Linked DNA regions of Homo sapiens: region 1 is linked to region 2. A link is a contact called in ENCODE Hi-C or POLR2A ChIA-PET data. All regions are on one chromosome and are shown on one strand. Each heading gives the region's core, a stretch centred on a gene start or an enhancer-like site at or near the end of the contact. The rest is flanking DNA. Distances are from core to core; before and after follow the strand shown.

Evidence for each region. A loop is a pair of places that touch in the nucleus more often than their neighbours do. ChIA-PET counts read pairs that join two places held with the same protein, here RNA polymerase II (POLR2A). Pooled maps may share reads with other maps.
Region 1: a loop to region 2 is called in a map of naive thymus-derived CD4-positive, alpha-beta T cell, with 5 times the contacts of the local background. The contact joins two enhancer-like sites. A Hi-C loop is called at or near these places in 2 of 168 maps with a recorded cell type or tissue (IMR-90 and naive thymus-derived CD4-positive, alpha-beta T cell) and 12 of 50 pooled maps. POLR2A ChIA-PET finds 5 or more read pairs at or near these places in 3 of 52 experiments (HCT116, IMR-90 and activated T-cell).

The regions. Positions count from the first base shown.
Region 1 is chr3:100,207,592-100,211,713 of GRCh38, forward strand. No RefSeq gene overlaps it. Among named protein-coding and RNA genes, the nearest start is that of TBC1D23, 51 kb to the right of the region's middle. RefSeq lists a silencer at 2,390-2,439. Within about 2 kb of position 2,545, at least 4 of the 41 ENCODE cell types and tissues checked have a DNase peak (open chromatin) inside an H3K27ac peak, as active enhancers do.
Region 2 is chr3:100,067,347-100,071,619 of GRCh38, forward strand. All of the region lies in intron 1 of CMSS1 (cms1 ribosomal small subunit homolog), which reads left to right. All of the region lies in intron 1 of FILIP1L (filamin A interacting protein 1 like), which reads right to left. Among named protein-coding and RNA genes, the nearest start is that of FILIP1L, 45 kb to the right of the region's middle. RefSeq lists a silencer at 1,586-1,665. Within about 2 kb of position 1,610, at least 6 of the 41 ENCODE cell types and tissues checked have a DNase peak (open chromatin) inside an H3K27ac peak, as active enhancers do.

The sequences.
Region 1 (4,122 bases), core at 1,295-3,794, 140 kb after region 2:
CCTGCCTCACCCTCCCAAATAGCTGGGATTACAGGAGTGCACCACCATGCCTAGCTAATTTTTGTATTTTTAGTAGAAACAGGTTTCACCATGTTGGCCAGGCTGGTCTTGAACTCCTGACCACAAGTGATCCACCCACCTGGGCCTCCCAAAGTGTTGGGACTACAGGCGTGAGCCACCACACCCAGCCAATATTCTGCTCTTTATTAACTTAATGAAAATATCATGATCATTTCCTTAGAATCTTTAAAGCCATTATTTTTCATGGTTGCACACTCAGGTAGCTAACACACACATACACACTTTTTAAAAAAGTATAATTTCTATTTCTATTTCCTCAAGAATGCAGAAGTTCTTTCATTCTCTACATTCTAAAGAAAACTGAAGAGGATAGGTGATTTTTTTCTCTATCATATCCCTTATTTTCTTCCCACAAGAACCACAAAGCCCCCAAACTGGCCCAAGCCTATCTATGACTTGGATAAAAAGGATCCAAGAAACAATGGCTTCCTCAATGATGACTTCATTGTGTGGATGCGGGCAGCTGCCTTTCCCACTTTCAAAAAACTGTATGGTCGACTCAGTCGAACACACCATTTTATAGAAGGCTTGCCTGCTGGTAATTATAGTTTCAACATAACCTATAGTATCCTTTTATACCACTTTTCTTTCTGAAGATGAAAGAAAACCTGGCTGCTAGTTGTTGAGCTATTTCATTCTATACTTTTCTATTTTCTAATCAAATCTGTATACAAAAAAAAAAAAGTGTAAAGGAGGATAAAATTCTCCTATTCCCTCCCAGAGGCTCCAGCTGGGACTGACAGATTAATAACAGAAAAGCATATGAATTTTATGCCTTTAAATGTACATGTGAGCCCTTACAAGAAAAATGGAGACTAAAAAAAGAAGTGACTAAGTCTAAGTTCTCATATACTAGGTTGAACAAAGAATGGCAATTGTAGAAATGTAACTAGGAAGATAAAGGTTAGTTTAGCAAGGGTTTTTGTTGTTGTTGTTGTTGTTTTGTTTTTGTATAGATTTCTCTCAGTCTTGACTCTGTCTGGGAGGCCGAGGCAGGCAGATCATGAGGTCAGGAGTTCGAGACCAGCCTGACCAACATGGTGAAACCACATCTCTACTGAAAATACAAAAAAAATTAGCCAGGCATGGTGGCGCATACCTGTAATCCCAGCTACTCAGGAGGGTGAGGCAGGAGAATCACTTGAACCCGGGAGGCGGAGGTTGCAGTGAGCCGAGATCGCGCCACTGCACTCCAGCCTAGGCAACAGAGTGAGACTCCGTCTCAAAAAAAAAAAGAAAGAAAGAAAGATTAAATAACACTGGGCCTAGAGATCTGTTAAAAAAACTGTGAGGAGAAGCATGCCAGATAGGATGGGAGGAGATGGAAGACTATGAAAATAGAGAGGAGTTTGATAAGTAAATATAGACTAAAAATTACTAAAACTGAGACTATAGAACCTTTTATTGTAGGGAAAAGTATCATAGACCACAGGAGCTGTGGACTCAAGGGACAGGTCCAGTTCATCCAAATCCACGTGAGGTGTGCAACAGGCTCTGCACTGAAGATGCCGTGTTCCCCCCTCCCTTAGGCACAAAGCCAGCATGTGGGAGTTAGTGCCCTAATGATTAGGAATATATGGTCCAACTTAGGAGACATATGTTTATTTTTACTTTCATTTACATATTTACTTTTGAGACAGGGTCTTGCTCTGTTGCCCAGGCTGGAGTACAGTGGCGCAGTCACATCTCATTGCAGTCCTGACCTCCTGGATTCAGGTGATCTTCCCACCTCAGTCTCTCAAGTAGCTTGGACTATAGGCACTCACTACCATGCCCAGCTAATTCTCTCTCTCTTTTTTTTTTTCAGAGATGGGGTCTCCCTTGTTGCCCAGGCTGACACATGCTTAAATATAAGAGTCTGAATTTTTTCACTTAATGTAAAAATACAAATGTAGTTCTTGATTTGAAAACAAACAGGCTTTAACTTTAGCATGGCACCAAACACTACCTTTAAGAAATTATATATTTAAATACAATTTACACTAACTCTGGTCTTTAGATTTAATTTTCAAGTCTCCTCCTGATTCTCCCTGAGGTAGCATTCTCTGGAGGCAGAATCATTCCAGGCCTTTTACACGACTTTGAAATTGCAGCCCAGTTAGCACCGCTGTGTTCATCCTCCCAAGGCTCCTGGCTAGTTGTTCAATGGGACCCCCAATGGGTCAATTTTAACACAAAATTGTCCACCTCCTTAGTTTCTTTACCTTTCAGGGAGGCTGAATAAGAAATTCTTGAGGAGAAGGGAATGATGGCATGTGCTCCAGTTCCCTGCTCCAACTTTTCTTCTTTTCCATCCTAGAACAGGTATGTGGACATTTCCATTCTGACAGGGAAGTGGGAGCATTTCTCAGTCAGAAAGGCCCCCACTGATGAGACATGATCTCTGCCTCTCAGCTTTTTGTCTCCTTTTGTTTACTGACCAGGAGGAGGTATGACTTCAGTTAGTCCCTTTAGCAGGGTGTCTAGTTCTATGAAAATGAAAATGAAAGCCACAAATTGCCTCTCATGGAGCATTATAGGTACAGATCAAAGAGTAAACCCTTTGAATAAGAATTTCAGCAAACTCCTCTCTCCCTCAAAAAAATTGAAGCAGAGGTTGAAAGTTGCTTAAAACTGGTCTCTCAAGGTGGGCCTTCTGATTCTGTCAATTTTGGGACTGCCTTACCATTAAAGCAGTTATGGGTGCATTCGAGGAGCAGGAAAAAACTTCATGCACTACTATCCCACGATGTGTTACAATGACCTTGGGGTTGGCAGGATGAGGAAGGGAGGCATGTTCCCAATAACAGAGACATTCTGTTTCTCCTCTCTGGACATGCTTTCCCTGGGTGACTTCATTCACAGTCATGTCTTAATGCTAATCCCTCTCAAATCAAAATTTTTTGTGTACATAGAACTTCAATCCTAAGCTTCAGGCCTATAACTGCACTACCTGGGTACAGCTCTGGTGTGAGTATTATCCAACCAGACTAAGAAAGTGCCTACCATTTCTAAGGGGAAAAAAGATGTTCTGTGTATGAGGAGAAGACCTTCTCATATAGAACTGAGGGAGGGAGAAAACAGGCAGATGGGTTGAGGTGGCACCCAAGGACCTGGTGACAATGAGGAATTCTGATGGAAAAGAAGAGAGAGAACTAGTTTCATACTAATTTTCCTTGTGCCTTTAAATAGCACGTTGCCAAGTGATTTGAGGCCCTTTAATAGCTTTGCTGGGAAATGCCTCCTTCCTGTGCCGTTGCTATGAGAAGCCTTTCTTTGTTTATTAGTTTGGTTTACAAAAGGCACCAGATGTTTAAAAACCTCAGGCCACATGTATAATCAAAATGACATCATTAAAATGCTAATGATAGCAAACCCACTTCAAACACTTTCTCCCCAGCATGGGGATACTGGCCTTTCCAAAACCCAAATGAATGTACCACCTTTAGTTCGACTACCAAAAATGTTTTGTGATCTTTTTGTTTGCTTGTTCTTCACTCCCCTTAAAGAATTTTCCCTGAGGTAGGAATTCAAACCTTAGCCTACTAAAGGACTATAGCCTGCCCTGGGTCTTCTAATTCATATATAAAAATTTAGGTTTGTATGATTGTAATTTCCTTGGGTTTGCCAAAGGAAATTAAATATATTTGTTCATTATCAGTTGTCTATAAGTCATTCAGATCTGTGTCAGAATCTCTTTCGTAGCTTACAACTATGTAGAGGGAAGGCTTGTTTTTATTTTCATTCCAGCAAGATACAGAGTAGTGCTTGGTAAAGATTAAGTTGCAGCATATGAGATTAGATATTTAACCATTTTTTTACCTATAAAAAAGAGCAATTTTATATGTGTCAACCTAATATATTCAGTATATGCAATACTAGAAATGTGAAGTGTTGAGTCAGATTCTTAACAGGTCTTCTTAGACTTCCCAGTAACCAGGTTCCACGGAGAAAAATCAGTTGTTCTCTCCACCCTGACATGGTGTGGGGGTAATAGCCTTTTCTTAGGTCTTGCCTACACAGTGACAGGAGCTATGACATGGTTGGCCTCCTTTGCCATGA
Region 2 (4,273 bases), core at 360-2,859:
ACTCATACCTTGGAAAGCAGGTAACTAAGCACCCTGGTGAAGGTTGTATATATAAGAAAGGTGGAGGCTTTTGGAATGTCTGTTGAATCCCTGGCTCCAATTATTCCCATTCCTCCATTAGTATACATGATTGAGGATAGTGAGTGTTTTTCAGGTGAAATCTGACAAAATTCACTTCATCTAAAATGCTGTCAAATCATCTGAATTTTGCAGATTTGATTCAGATACAGGTTTATTTAATGTAAATATAAGCCCTTAGGGGGAAAGAAGAACAACTAGAATTCACAAGATTATCTAGATGATTCAATTTTCAGTAGTATACTGGTTTGATAATAAACTGATTAATGATTAACTAGTTTAAAAACTGTGTACTGCACACTGAGTAGGTGCTAAATATATACCACACTACTTTGAAATAGTCTCTGTGGTCTCTATCCAAGCCTTGAGTGAAGTGGGCTGACATTTCAAAGAGGCTTTAATGGCCACCCAGGAGGACTCTGGGTATAGTACAATAGGGAAGCACAGTAGAGAAGCACAATATTAGTAAACAGATGCAATCAAAGCTTTCCCTACCCTACCACCCAGGCAAGTCATTCATGTCCTTGTGTTAGTCTGTGTCCCAAAGACCCAAGGCACCTCCAAGAACCCTCTTTTAAGTGCCTCCACAGCATAAGCTTTAAAGTCAAGCCAACCTGGATCCACCACTAATGATGGGAATTTAGGAATAACTACTTCCTAAAATTGTGAAAGATTACATGGAGCATATGTAAAACTCCAAGGCAATCAGAGAAATGCACATTTAATCAAAGAAATACCATTGTTTGCATGTCAAATTGGCAAATTTTTTAATGGTGATTCCTGGTATTGACAAAGATACAGTGAATTAGGACGTGCACTTGCACACTGCTAGTAGATGTGTAAATGGCCTTTAAAGCAATTTTGCCATGTTATTATAAACCTGGATGGATGCATAGTGAGACAAACATGAATGATGAAAGAGCCTCTGTGTGTGTGTGTGTGTGTGTGTGTGTGTGTGTCAGAGAGATATAGTATCTTTTGACTCAGTAAACACATTTAACTACAAAACATCATCTGAACTAACACACAAGTCTATCTAGATTCTTTAACAATTTAATGTAAATATTCATACATCTTGCTATAGGAATATTAATGTTGGATTAGTGGGTGCTGCCAAAGAACCCACTGCAAGTTTCATATAATACATAGTATATGTATCAGTTTACTTTTCTAAAACATGAAAAATTCTGAAACAATAGTTTTTTTGTTTTTTGTATTTTTGAGACTGAGTCTTGCTCTGTTACCCAGGCTGGAGTGCAGTTGCACGATCTCGGCTTACTGCAACCTCTATCTCCCAGGTTCAAGCGATTTTCCTGCCTCAGCCTCCCAAGTAGCTGGGAATACAGGCGCCCACCACCATGCCCAGCTAATTTTTGTATTTTTAGTACAAATGGGGTTTCACCATGTTGGCCAGGCTGGTCTCAAAGATGTTTCTTCTGTTTGTGATTTCAGAGGTTATTTTGTGAATTCACAGGTACCACTCCCAAGAAAGTTCAGCTTGCTCTCACCCTCGCCCAGCAGGTGGCACTGTGAAATAGAGGGACATGACAGTGCAGGGAGCTGCCGTTCTGCTCCACAAACCCAGATAGAACGTTAGCAAGTACCCACGTGATTTGGGCACTTCATAATAGATCAGTTGATATACTTGAAAGTCTCATACAAGTCTGGTGCCTCAAACTAGTTTTGTTCCATTTAGTTTCATGTCTTCTGTAAGGCTCCTACTCCTTTAAGGTCAGTGGCATCAAGTGCTCACATACTGAGCGGATCACTGAGGTCCTTTAAAAAGGTGCAATTCTATTTCTGCACATGGATGTTAGTTGCATTCTTTCTATCATTTGTAGGGAAAGCCACACTCTCTTCATCCTGTTGTAGGCATTATTACCCCTCCTGCTTGGGAAAAGATCTATTAATTTCTTGAATAAATTACCTAATTTTTGCAACAGCCTTAACTGAGCCAGCCATTAGCTGCCCACATAATGCTCACCTGCTCTGTTCTAAGCAGGCAAGTGGTTAAGAGAAAGGAGATGGCTGGTTGTGTGTTCCAGACCTTTCTTTTTGGAAAGACACTTTTTCTTCTCCTCTGATAGTGGTGTTTTGGATTTCTGATACGGCAGCCAATGGAATCAATGTCACAGTCTAAAAACTAGTGGTTCCTTCAGGCTTCAGTCTCCTGAGGCACCAGACAGTTTATACTCTTAAGAATTTTCACTGCTTTTCACAGACATTAATAGTTTCCTGGCATTGCCTATCAGGAAATGTCGTCATGGTCTGGAGGAACCAATAAAAATACAAGTAACCTGTTTTGACAGATCTCTTTTCTGCCAGAAATTTCAGAATTTGTGGTAAGAGGAGGTGGCAGAATGGAGGGCCAGTCTATTTGTGAGGGCATAAGCAGAAATATTTGCCCTACGAGAGGGAGCTGATATCTACCCTGGATATGAGAAATAGAGGACTCACACTATCCAGTTCATTTTGTTGGAAACTTAAAAAAAGAAAATCTGGTTTGATAGGGTAATTCAAGTCTATGGTACATTAAGATATTTTTCTCCTTTTTTTTCCTTTTATTTCAAACATAATTCTTGTTTGATCCTCAAATAAAAAACTCATGCGTTAAAAATTAACAGTATTTGATTAAGGATGTACACATGGCACTGTCATAAGGTATGCAGAAAGAGGCCGTGGATTTGGACAGTGATACCAAACAGCTAACATGAAGTGCTCTGTGCTCATTCCTGTTACAGCCAGAGCATGATTCTGAACTCCTTTAATGTGAGAAACACTGAATATCATCCTTAGATAGTTAATTGAAGTTAGATTTTGTGGGGAGGTCAGTTGTTTCTCCCTTGCAAGTTTGTGGGGAAAATTGATCACCATAATACTTGAAAGAGTGTGATCAGAGTAAAATTAATAGACATATCTGAAATGACTGTTTGATCTCTTCTAATTAATGAAATTTTAAAGAAAATTTTATACTAGTGCCAATTTTGAGTACTCTGTTTTACTTAGGACTTGAATATTAAATAATGTTGATTTATTCTCCCCATCAGTTTAGTTTTCAACTTAAATACATTTTAAGGTATAAAACTTACAGATAAACCTTGTGCCAATTTAAGTGGATGTATGGGGTTGTAATAAGATACTGCCCATCCCCATCAAAAGTTGTCTATGAATAAAGACTTCATATCATCGTGGGGTTTTTTTGTTGTTGTTGTTTTTCTTTTTTTGAGACGGAGTTTCACTCTTTTGGCCCACGCTGGAGTGCAGTGGCGCAATCTCGGCTCACTGCAACCTCCACCTCCCGGGTTCAAGCAGTTCTCCTGCCTCAGCCTCCCAAGTAGCTGGGATTAAAGGCATGTGCCACCATGCCTGGCTAATTTTGTATTTTTAGTAGAGACCGGGTCTCACCATGTTGGCCAGGATATTCACGAACTCCTGACTTCAGGCGATCTGCCTGCCTTGACCTCCCAAAGTGCTAGGATTATAGGCATGAGTCACCGCGCCTGGCCTGTGGTTTTCTTTGTGTATGATTTTCCTTATTAAATTCTCACTATGTAATGCCCTTTTTTTGTTTTGCTTTTAAGCTATTCAGTTATACAGAAAAAAATAAGCCAAGTTCTTTTTTTAAAAGAAAGGGGTTTGTTTGTTTTTAAGAGAAGCTACTCTCTCTTTTTTTTTTTTTTTTTTTTTGGATGGATTAGCATTTCCAAACTTTCTTTTTAAGTTCTTATAATTACCCCCTATTTCAGACATATCACTGTCAATTTATGCTGGGGAAGTGGAGAAAAGAAATTAGATTTTATCCTGATTTTCTCTTACTCACTTCATCTCCTGAGAGCTGAATTTGCTACATAACTAGCTGGGTAAGATGGAGAAACTTGTACATCAAGAAGACAGTAAGGGACAGGGACTGTGACCTCCTGTTCTATGGGGAAGAACTGCCTCAGTAATGCTCAGTTCCTGCTGAGACTGCCAGCCTCCCCATCTTAACTGTAGCCTGGCCTTCACCTGAGAAAGACAGTCAAAGTAGATACTGTTTCCTCTTCCTGAGCCTGCCTGGATTTCAAAGCATTCACTAAAATTTACATGGGAGAAGGGTGGGGGGCAGAGTACAGAATAGCCCAAGGGTGTGGGTCTTCTGTCCTACTGGTTCCAGTCAGAGCCAAGCCCCATTTTTGATGTCCTCGGGCCAGTGTTG